2 separate regions of the Homo sapiens genome follow, and region 2 is linked to region 1. A link is a contact called in ENCODE Hi-C or POLR2A ChIA-PET data. All regions are on one chromosome and are shown on one strand. The core of a region is the stretch at or near the end of the contact, and the rest is flanking DNA. Distances in the headings are between cores, read along the strand shown.

The links. A loop is a pair of places that touch in the nucleus more often than their neighbours do. ChIA-PET counts read pairs that join two places held with the same protein, here RNA polymerase II (POLR2A). Pooled maps may share reads with other maps.
Region 2: a loop to region 1 is called in a map of Panc1, with 16 times the contacts of the local background. The contact joins two enhancer-like sites. A Hi-C loop is called at or near these places in 4 of 168 maps with a recorded cell type or tissue (GM11168, GM12878, GM23248 and 1 more), 1 of 37 single-sample maps with no recorded cell type and 2 of 50 pooled maps. POLR2A ChIA-PET finds 5 or more read pairs at or near these places in 1 of 52 experiments (HEK293).

Annotation. Positions count from the first base shown.
Region 1 is chr15:75,729,852-75,734,585 of GRCh38, reverse strand. It overlaps the pseudogene DNM1P35. Among named protein-coding and RNA genes, the nearest start is that of CIMAP1C, 8.2 kb to the right of the region's middle. RefSeq lists an enhancer at 2,324-3,255. Within about 2 kb of position 2,630, at least 7 of the 41 ENCODE cell types and tissues checked have a DNase peak (open chromatin) inside an H3K27ac peak, as active enhancers do.
Region 2 is chr15:77,857,434-77,862,167 of GRCh38, reverse strand. No RefSeq gene overlaps it. Among named protein-coding and RNA genes, the nearest start is that of LINGO1-AS2, 200 kb to the right of the region's middle. RefSeq lists an enhancer at 2,904-2,953. Within about 2 kb of position 2,672, at least 3 of the 41 ENCODE cell types and tissues checked have a DNase peak (open chromatin) inside an H3K27ac peak, as active enhancers do.

The DNA of each region.
Region 1 (4,734 bases), core at 1,381-3,880:
ACCTCCAGGGTGATTCGGGCCAGAGCACAGGAATGGCCCAGGCAGAGGTGGCCTGGGCGTGGGCAGAGATGGCTCGGGCTGGGCCTGAGGCATCCAGGGGCTCAGCATCGCATCTCCTCAGGGGGGCCATCTGAGACTGCTGGGCCAGTGAAGAGGCTTCTCCCGGGTACCCACCTGTCCTGTCCAAGAGAGAACAGCCAGCCCCACAGCCCCAAATGTCTCTGTCCTCCAAGAGGCCAGATGTGAATCACAGGAATTTACAGCCCAGCCTGGCATGGGATTTATGAGTCTGCCTCCAGCCAGGGCTGGTGGGGAGTGGCCACTGTCAGCCCCCCATTGCCGCTGATGGATGAGGCTGTTTCCTGTAAGACAAACTCCCTCTGTGGCAGGCAGTGGAGGGAGACACATCCAGGCCCTAGGGCCAACCCCATACCTGTCCCAGAGCCGGATCCCTCGTGCCCTCACAGTCCATGCCTCCCCTTGATCCCCAGCCCTACACAGTGACACGCAAGCAGGAGGTGCACCCAAGGGGCCCAGCTCTTAGCCAGAGCTCTGCCTCCCACACTGCCATCTGCACCCCCTCCCCATGACCTTTAAAACCTTTCCATCCCAGGGCCCAAGCCTTGGGACCAGCCCAAGATGGGATATACCACACTCAAAGCCAGAATGGATCTCTGAGGTAGCCCAGAACACACACACGCACGCACGCACGCATATATACACACACATGCATGCATGCACATACACAGTACACAGATGAGAAACCAGGGTCCAGAGAGGAATGGGCCTTGCCCAAAGTCACCCAGCAGCACAGTGGTGAAGCTGAGACCCCAGCCCACAAGCCCCCTGGACTGGTCATTTCAGTGTCCGGTCACAGTGGACTGTCATATGGCCACAGGGGTAGTTTTCACCTCCAAATGCAGGTGCCTCTCCAGAGAACAGACAGACCTGGGTTTGAGTCCATGCCCCACCACTCTGTGTGTAAAGGTCATAAACTCTCTGTGCCCGTTCCCTCACCTGAAAAATGGGGATCAAAATAACCCCAACTTACCAAGGTTCTTACGAGGTTCAAGTGAGAGGATGCAGGTAGAGCCGCAGGACAGAGTGGGCCCCTGGCACATGCTCCCTGAGTGGTAACAATGGTTCTCCACCATCTCTCGTGTCTCAAGGGGCCCCGCTGCCTGATTTGCTGCGGGCAGGAGGACAGTCATGGTTGGGTGGGGCAGGAGGAGCAAGGAGAGTTTGAGTGTGGGACTGCAGGGCAGGAGTGAGGCCACTTCCTACTGGAGGAGACCCTGGAAGTCTCCCTGGAGGTGGTGGCATCAAGCAGAGGATGTAGAACTCTGTTTCTCTTGCTCTGAAGCTGACTGGGGGCTTCTTGATTGCCACAGGGATGGAGGGAAGCACCCTACCCTGAAAGCCTAGCCCAAGCTTCTGCCCTGGATGACCTGAGGAGGAGTCCCTCCTTTCTCTGGGCATCAGCAAAATGGGGCCGGGAGGACTAGACAACACTCCCTAGAGGCACCTTTCTGCTCTGGCCTTGTTGCAAGCTGAAGAAGGTCCTCCAGACCCACCCTCTGCAGTACCCAATTATTGCCACTGGGCAGCAGCAGGGAGTAAATCTGCGGTCCGGCCTCCTTTCCCTGCCGGCCAGTCCCTCTCCCAGCATCCGGTGGTCTTTGCTCCTCCGTCCCCCCGCCAACTCGCCAGAGAGCCAGAGCTGAGCGTCCTTCACATCCAGACATCTGATGCTCCCCTCAGCCCTGCAGAGAGCCAGCATGCTGGCTGCTTTTCAGATGGGGAAACTGATGGCCAAGAGGTGAGGACTTGCTCAAGGTCACGCAAGAGCCAAGTGTGCCCACAGCGGAGGTGGTGTGAAAGGAGACTGCGGTCACACGGACCTGGCTGGGATCCTGGTCTCCTCACCTCCAGCTGTGTGTCATCGGGCAGGTCACCCACCCTCTCTGAGCCTCAATTGATATAAGTGCTGAACACATGAAGCCACCGCTTTGTTTCCAATAGAGTTTATGCCCCAAGAGTGCAAAGACATGTCTGTCACTCACCTCAGCACCCCCAGAGCCTGGCGCAGGGTGGGATTCGGAGAATAGCGCCTGCCTCCCAGGGCCTGCCTGGCACTCAGCAGACACTGTGTCTCCTCAAACCGCAACCCCCCAACCTGGCCCCAGCCCTGGATCAGCCTCACCTCGCCTCATTCCCCTCCCATCAGTCTTTCCTGCAGGACACCCACCCACCCGGCCTTGAGGGGGGGCTCCTGCTCACCTCCCCACCCCATCCCTCTCGGCCCCCTTTCTCTGTCCTGGCCTCTCCCTCATGTCGCTCTCTCCTGCCGAGCCCCCACTTGGCTCTACGCTGTTTACAAGAGAATGATGACAGTTTTTATTTCTCTGTTTTATCTCCCTTCCTCCCCTGAAGGGAAACGTGCTTCCAATCTTCCAGGAAAAATTGAAGGCTCCGGATGAGAAAAAGCAAACAAAGGACAGTGGGACCATGGGCGTCCCCACCCCCACCACCCGCAGGCCCCACACTCAAACCAGCGCCCGTGCCCACGCCCATGCAGCCGTCCTCCGCCAGGCCCCAAGAACGGCTGTTACTTTGGGGGTAATTGAAAATGTCGATCATTATTCTAGAGCATAAGTAGGTCACAGGGACACAGGGAGCGAGAGAGAGAGAGAGAGAGAGAGAGGAAACCTGGTCATGGGAGAGGATCTGGGGGAGAGAAAGGCCAGCTGGGAGGATGTGGGCGTGGAGAGGAAGAGGGAGCAGAAGGAACGGGAGGGCGGGCAACTCTCCACCAGTGAGCAGGGCCACGGACTCAGGGGGATGTGTCCTCCCACCAGCCCCCCACCACACCCCGAAAGGAGCCGGGTGGCAGGAGCTCCTGTTTAGTCCTCCCGTACCTGAGCAGCCCCGAGAGTGGGTGTCTGTGAGTGCTGGGAGCAGGAGTGGGGACCTGGCTTGTCTTCATGGGGGTGCCCTCTCACGACCACGTGCACAGCGCCCAGAGGCCAGGTCCCAGGCTGGCGGGCTGAGAGCAGCCAGCGGTCCCCTCTCCTGGGGGAATGCAGGGACTCTCCTGACCTCCCTCCCATCACCCATCCCACCTCTCTCTGCATGTCGGGACATCTCATGGTTTGTGGATTTACTACTCCAGGGCAGTGAGGGGCGCCAGTGAGCCTGGGTGGGCACGTATCTGTGCATGAGATGAGATGCCTGGGAGAGAGGGATGGGGCAGGGTGTTTGAAGGCAGTGGTGGTACCAGGTGTGTGTGTGTAGAGTAAGGTGTGGGTCTGTGCATTTGTGTGTGTGTCTTGCCCCACGTGTGTGCGGTAAGGGACGTGTGTGTGCACAGCCCCTACCTGTGTGCCTCCAGATGGTGTGTCCATGTGTCCCTGCAGGCAGGGCCCCTCTTCTGCTCCTGGCCCAGGGCCACCATCCCCCCAGGTCCTGGGAACCTGAGTGGTGATTGGCCTTGGGGTTCCCTCCAGCAACAGTGGAACAACAGACCAGCCCCCACCCCAGCCAGTGTCCAAGAGGCTCGTGGGACTGTGATGTCACCACCAAGCCCTGGCTGAGGTAACCCAACATGGAGCCAGGCCTGTCTTGCCCCCTAGAGAGAAGAGAGGAACCTCAGGTGGGTCTCCTGCCAGGCACCGAGCCTCATCCACCCTCCAACATCTGCTCGTGGTGGGAGAGGGTGAATTCCCACCCTCTCACGGACACAGCCTCAGACCTCCTGGAGGCCAGGGCTCCAGGTGAAGACCAAGTCTTCGTACCCCCGGACCCAGCCAGAGCCTGGCACAGGGCAGGAGCTTAGCAAATGTTTGTTGAATGAATGAATGCACGGATGGGGGCTTTGTGTGTGATCAAGTGCCAGGCTCCGGAGTCTAGTGACCTGAAGATACAGATTCAAGTCCTACAAGGATCAAACCAGGGCTTCCTGCAAGGTCAAGCGAGAACCCCCTGAGTTGTTCAGAAGGGGCCACGCAGCAGTCGGCCAGACCTGGGAGGCCGTGCCTGACCTTCTGCAAGTCACCTCTCTGGGGGCACTACCACAGGAAAGGCAATGTCAAGTGATGGGACTGCTTCATCCAAAGGTCAATCCCAAGCTAAATGACCCTGTCATTTTGCAGGCCGAGGCACAAGGGAGGCCCCATTCATCTTCCCTGGAGTCGGCATCCCTTTGATTGCGGGGCCACCTCTCATCTGAACATCTTCACCCCCCCCCAATATTCCTTCTGAACCCTCCATCCTCCTTCTCCCCTTCTCTTGGGACCATAAACCTACCCCAAGAGTGAGTCCTAGCTCCAGGGCCAGCTCCCAATCCTGCCTCTGTCTGGTGGCAGCTGGGGCCAGGCTGAAGGTCTGTCCTAGACTGAGCCATAAAGGCAAAAATAATACTTACTCCTAATAGAAGTAAAGCACTTCACCCTAGATGAGCCCTGGTCCTGGTCACACACAGAACCTAGACCTTTATTTAGAGATGGACCATTAATTTGTCATGTGGGCTAGGCATGGTGGCTCAAACCTGTAATCCCACTTTGGGAGGCCCAAGCAGGAGGATCACTTGAGGCCATGAGTTCGAGACCAGCCTAGGCAACATAACAAGACCACGTCTCTACAAAAAGATTTAAAAATTAACCAGGTTTGGTGGCATGTGCCTGTAGTCCCAGCTACTGCAGTGAACCAAGATTGTGCCACTGCACTCCAGCCTGG
Region 2 (4,734 bases), core at 1,423-3,922, 2.1 Mb before region 1:
TTCAGTCTGCTCCTCCTGGGTGCTGCCACTGTCCTCAGGACAAGCCCTGCTCCTGACCAGCGCCTGACAGTCTGGCAGCTCCTCTGCCCCTCCCTACCCCAGCCTGGGCTCCCACCACCCTGGGATGGCTGGGTCTGTGAAATGGGTGGGTGGTGTGTTGAGCTCCGCTTCTAGAACTGCATTCTATGGGGCAGTAGCGTCTTTCTGGAATTAACAGGTATATCTTGAAAATGGGTTCCATGTGGAATTGGTTTGGGAAGCGCTGCACAGCCTCTGCCTCCTGGATACTCACAAGGCACTGTAACAGGTGAAACGCTCCCAGAGGTCCTGGAGTAAAGAAGTCTGTTTTGATTTATTTAACCCCGAGATTCCCAGAGTGTTTTGGCTCTAAATAAGGAAGGTCTATGAATAACACCAAGAACAAGTTTCTCTGGACCACCCTTTGGAAAATGCTGGAGGGGCCGTAAAGTGTGGTGCCTTGTCTTTGGGGATCTGGGGTCCTGAGGCTTGCTTCCCCCATCTGGCATGCAGGGGCTCCCATAAGCGCACCTGCTGATATGGGGCCGAGGAAGCCCTGGAAAATTGGGCCACACCATGGATGCCTTGCTTCCATCTCCTGGCCCGCAGTGTGGTTCCTGGATGTGTTTTGTTTAAACCATGCATTCTTTTGAAATTTGACCTGGTTGTCAACATTTAAAACCTGGGAGATCCCGGCCGGGCGTAGTGGCTCATGCCTGTAATCCCAGCACTTTGGGAGGCCAAGGCGGGCAGATTATGAGGTCAGGAGATCGAGACCATCCTTGTCAACATGGTGAAACCCCGTCTCTACTAAAAATACAAAAAATTAGCCGGGTGTGGTGGCGGGCGCCTGTAGTCCCAGCTACTCGGGAGGCTGAAGCAGGAGAGTGGTGTGAACCCAGGAGGCGGGAGCTTGCAGTAAGCCGAGATGGCACCACTGCACTCCAGCCTGGGCGACAGAGCAAGACTCCGCCTCAAAAAAAAAACAAAAAAAAGCAAAAAAACAAAAACCTGAGAGATTCCACCACAAATTCTGCATTTTAAAGTTCTCTTAAAATGCAAGGAGCCCTGTCAACACAGTGCGCATCTCTCCCTCTGTGGAGCCAAAGAATGGCACGAGCCATTTACAAGCAAAACACCCAACCTGCAAGCAGACAGTGTCCCTCCTGGCGCCCACTGAGCCCCCCAAAACATTGGAGTTTCTGATCTCTTTCAAGGGGAGTATGGGGCTCTCTTCAACAAATTCCTCCTTATGATGGTGACTTATGCCTGGCCCACCCTCCTCTGGGGGTCCTTCTTTGAGGGGCTGAGGCAGGTGGGGCTCGCCGGCTCCAGCATGTTCCTTACCTCCCATGAAGCACCATGTACATGATACAGTCTAGGCTATGAGGTCCACTGGGCTACCCCATCATTACCCTTGGTTCCCATGACGAGGGGGCCAGAGTGGCCCAGGGGCAGCAGGGCTGTGGGAGGCAGAGGGAGGGTCTGCTGCAGCCTCCTCTCCTGTGACCACCTGGGGGCTCAGCTGATGAGGAGATTCACAGCTGCTCAGGTCACCCTGCTCACTGGAGCATGCTGGGTGGGAGAACCACTCCCTGCAAGAGTGAAAAGCTGAGAACACTGCCGACCACGCTGGCACCCCTGAGCCAACCCGCTGCTGCAGAGAGCCCTCTACGAATAGCCCGCTCTGTGCTGGCGGAGGCTGGAACCTGGGGAAATCTGGTTCAGGGCTGCTTGCTGGGGCCCAGGGTGGGGTGGGGCTATGGAGGGCCACAGTCCTGCCCTGGGATGACCGTGGTGAAACAGAACCCTGACTTGCAGGCCCCAGTCTGAGGTGGGGGGAGGGGGCCCAGACCAACCTCCCCAGACTGTTAGGATAACAGGAATTTCCTGCCAGGCTGAGGCTGGCACCAGTTTCGGTTCTGTCCTGGGTGGAGGAGTAGGTCCAGTAGTGGACTCTCCACTCAATGGGGCCTTCACAGGCTCTGGTCCAAAGTCCCCCACACACCCCCATCAGGAGGTCTGACTCTGGCCACCTCCTGCCTCGCCTGAACCTGTCCTGCTCGTGGCCCTCCTCTTCTAAGCCTGTCTGAACACCCCTACCTTGGGGACCCCTCCTGTGTCTTCCTCCTCCAGGAAGCCCCTCTGATCCTCCTTCTCAGAGTTCTAGCCCTCCTCCAAGCTCCATCCCTGCCCTAGACAATCCCTCCTCCCCTGCCATCCAGGGACACGAGGCTTCCCTTCCCCTGGTGCAGCTGGACCTTCTGTGGTGTCTTGAGCAAGCCCCTGGTCCTGTCTGGGCCTCTGCAGACTCAGGGTCTGGCACCTGACTTATACCATGTTGTCATATCCTGTCATCTGGCCCCACATGGAGTCCTACAGGGGACTCTCAGACCCAGGTGTGAGCACTGGCTCAGGCCCCTCTCAGAGGTCTGGGGGCCCAGCATCTGCCCATGGGCCTCCTCTCCCCCTCCTCTTCTCCAGGCTCCTGCCTCTGCCACAGTTCCCTGGAGGTGGCCTTTAGCCTGGCTCAGGGGCTCACACACTCCTGAGGGAGGCAGGGCCAGACTCAGGCAAGGCCTTGGAGGACACATCCCAGTGGGCAGGGCCCAACACTTTCGGGGGTGGGACTACAGGGAGGAGAGGCAGGGTAATTGAGGTTCCAGGTGCCAGGCCCCGCCCAAGGTCACCAGCCCGCTCCTGTTCCTCAGTCTCAGATGGAGCGGAGGGTGGAGGTGGGGAAGAGAGACTAGGGACACAGTAGGGATGGTTATGGAGGACGGGGATCCCTGTCTGATATGGTTAGGCTTTGTGTCTCCACCCAAATCCCATCTTGAGTTATCATCCCCATTTTCCCCACCTGTCAAGGAGAGACCAGGTGGAGGTAATTCGTGGATCATGGGAATGGTTTCCTCCATGCTGTTCTCGTGATAGTGAGTGAGTTCTCACGAGATCTGATGATTTCATAAGGGGCTCTTCCCACTTTGCTCAGCACTTCTCTTTTCTGTCACCTTGTGAAGAGGGTTCTTTGCTTCCTCTTGACCTTCTGCTGTAATTGTAAGCTTTCTGATGCCTTCCTGGCCACGCTGAACTGTGAGTCAATTAAGCCTCTTTCCTTCACAAACTATCCAGTCTCGTGCAGTTCTTTATAGCAGTATGAAAACAGGCTAATACACTGTCCCTGCTGAGGGCTGCCTGGCTGGGCTCTCCCTGCATTGGGACCTAGGTTGTCAGTAGCAGCGGTAGTGCTGGCGGGTGGGAGCTCTCCCCTGCTCCACACCTGCTCCTGAGATGTCCCTGGCACCAAACCACCTTCCCAGCTGTGGGCATGGATGAGGGGAGGGACCAAGATTTCCTATTGCTCTTTTTTTGTGTGTGTTTTGTTGTGTTTTTATTTTTGTATTTTTTTGAGGTGAAGTCTTGCTCTGTTGCCCAGGCTCTTTGGACCTTGGGTGATATCTTGGCTTACTGCAACCTCTGCCTCCCAGGTTCAAGCAATTCTCTTGCCTCAGCCTCCCCAGTAGCTGGGATTACAGGTCCCCACCACCACGCCCAGCTAATTTTTGTATTCATAGTAGGGATGGGGTTTCACCATGTTGGCCAGGCCGGTCTCAAACTCCTGACCTCAAGTAATCCGCCCACCTTAGCCTCCCAAAGTGCTGGGATTACAGGCGTGAGCCACTGCACCTGGCCTTGAGATTTCCTATTACTCTTGAAGTGAGAGGCCCAAGAAGGGTTGGGAGCACAGATGTTTGTGAGTCCACAGGGGCCAGCACTCTCTGTTGGTGGAACCCAGGGTGAACGCTTCTGTGCCCCGGGGTCTCATTTGTCTACCTGACAAGTTCAGTATTAGACCAGATGGGGCCAGAGTTGTGGCTGAAACTCTAGACTCAAATCTCACTAACTGAGCAAGCTTCAGCAAGCCACTGAACCTCCTGGTACCTCAGTCCCTACATCTATAAAATGGACATGACAATACAATGTTCCTCCTTGAGCCATTGAGAGGATTAAATGAGTTGATCTGTATCTGTATCCATGTCTGTTTATGTGTCTGTATGTCTATGTCTGTATCTATATCATATGGTATATACCATGTTAGTGTATTTAAATGTTAAGTATTATCATTATTGCCAGGTCACAGGCCCTTTTGAGAATTCAATAGAACATACTTTTCAGAAAAAATCTGCATCCACATAACCAACTCGGTGCACTATCTTGAGGGGTCGTGAACTGCCTGCAGCTTGCCTGTGCGGTGTGGATAGTGAATGTCCAAGGCCGTGGCAGTCTGACTCTAATGTGCTTTCTTTTTTTTTTCGTTGAAATCTTGGGGTCAAATTAATATACTCAAATAGCTCTAAAGGTCCAATGACAAATAGTCACTTATTCCCTGCCTCCCTCCTGCCCCCCGACCCCATACTCCTCTCTCTGGCACTGGACCATCCAATCTGGCTTCAGCCTTAGCTGTGACCTGTGGTGCCCAGAGTCCGGGGGACAGGACTGCTTCTGTTTCCTCCCCGTGGCCATGAAGCTGGGCTTGGGACTCGCTGCTGAGCTCCGTGGTCCTACCTTCTGAGTGGCTCTCAGATCTGCTCCATGGCTCCGTCCCTCTGTCCCTCCCCAGTCCAGATGTCCTCCCTTTCCTGCCTTGGTGGTCTCCCTACTTCCACCCTTGTCCCTCCCTGTCAGCCAGAGTGAGCTTCCACCTTGCACATCCCA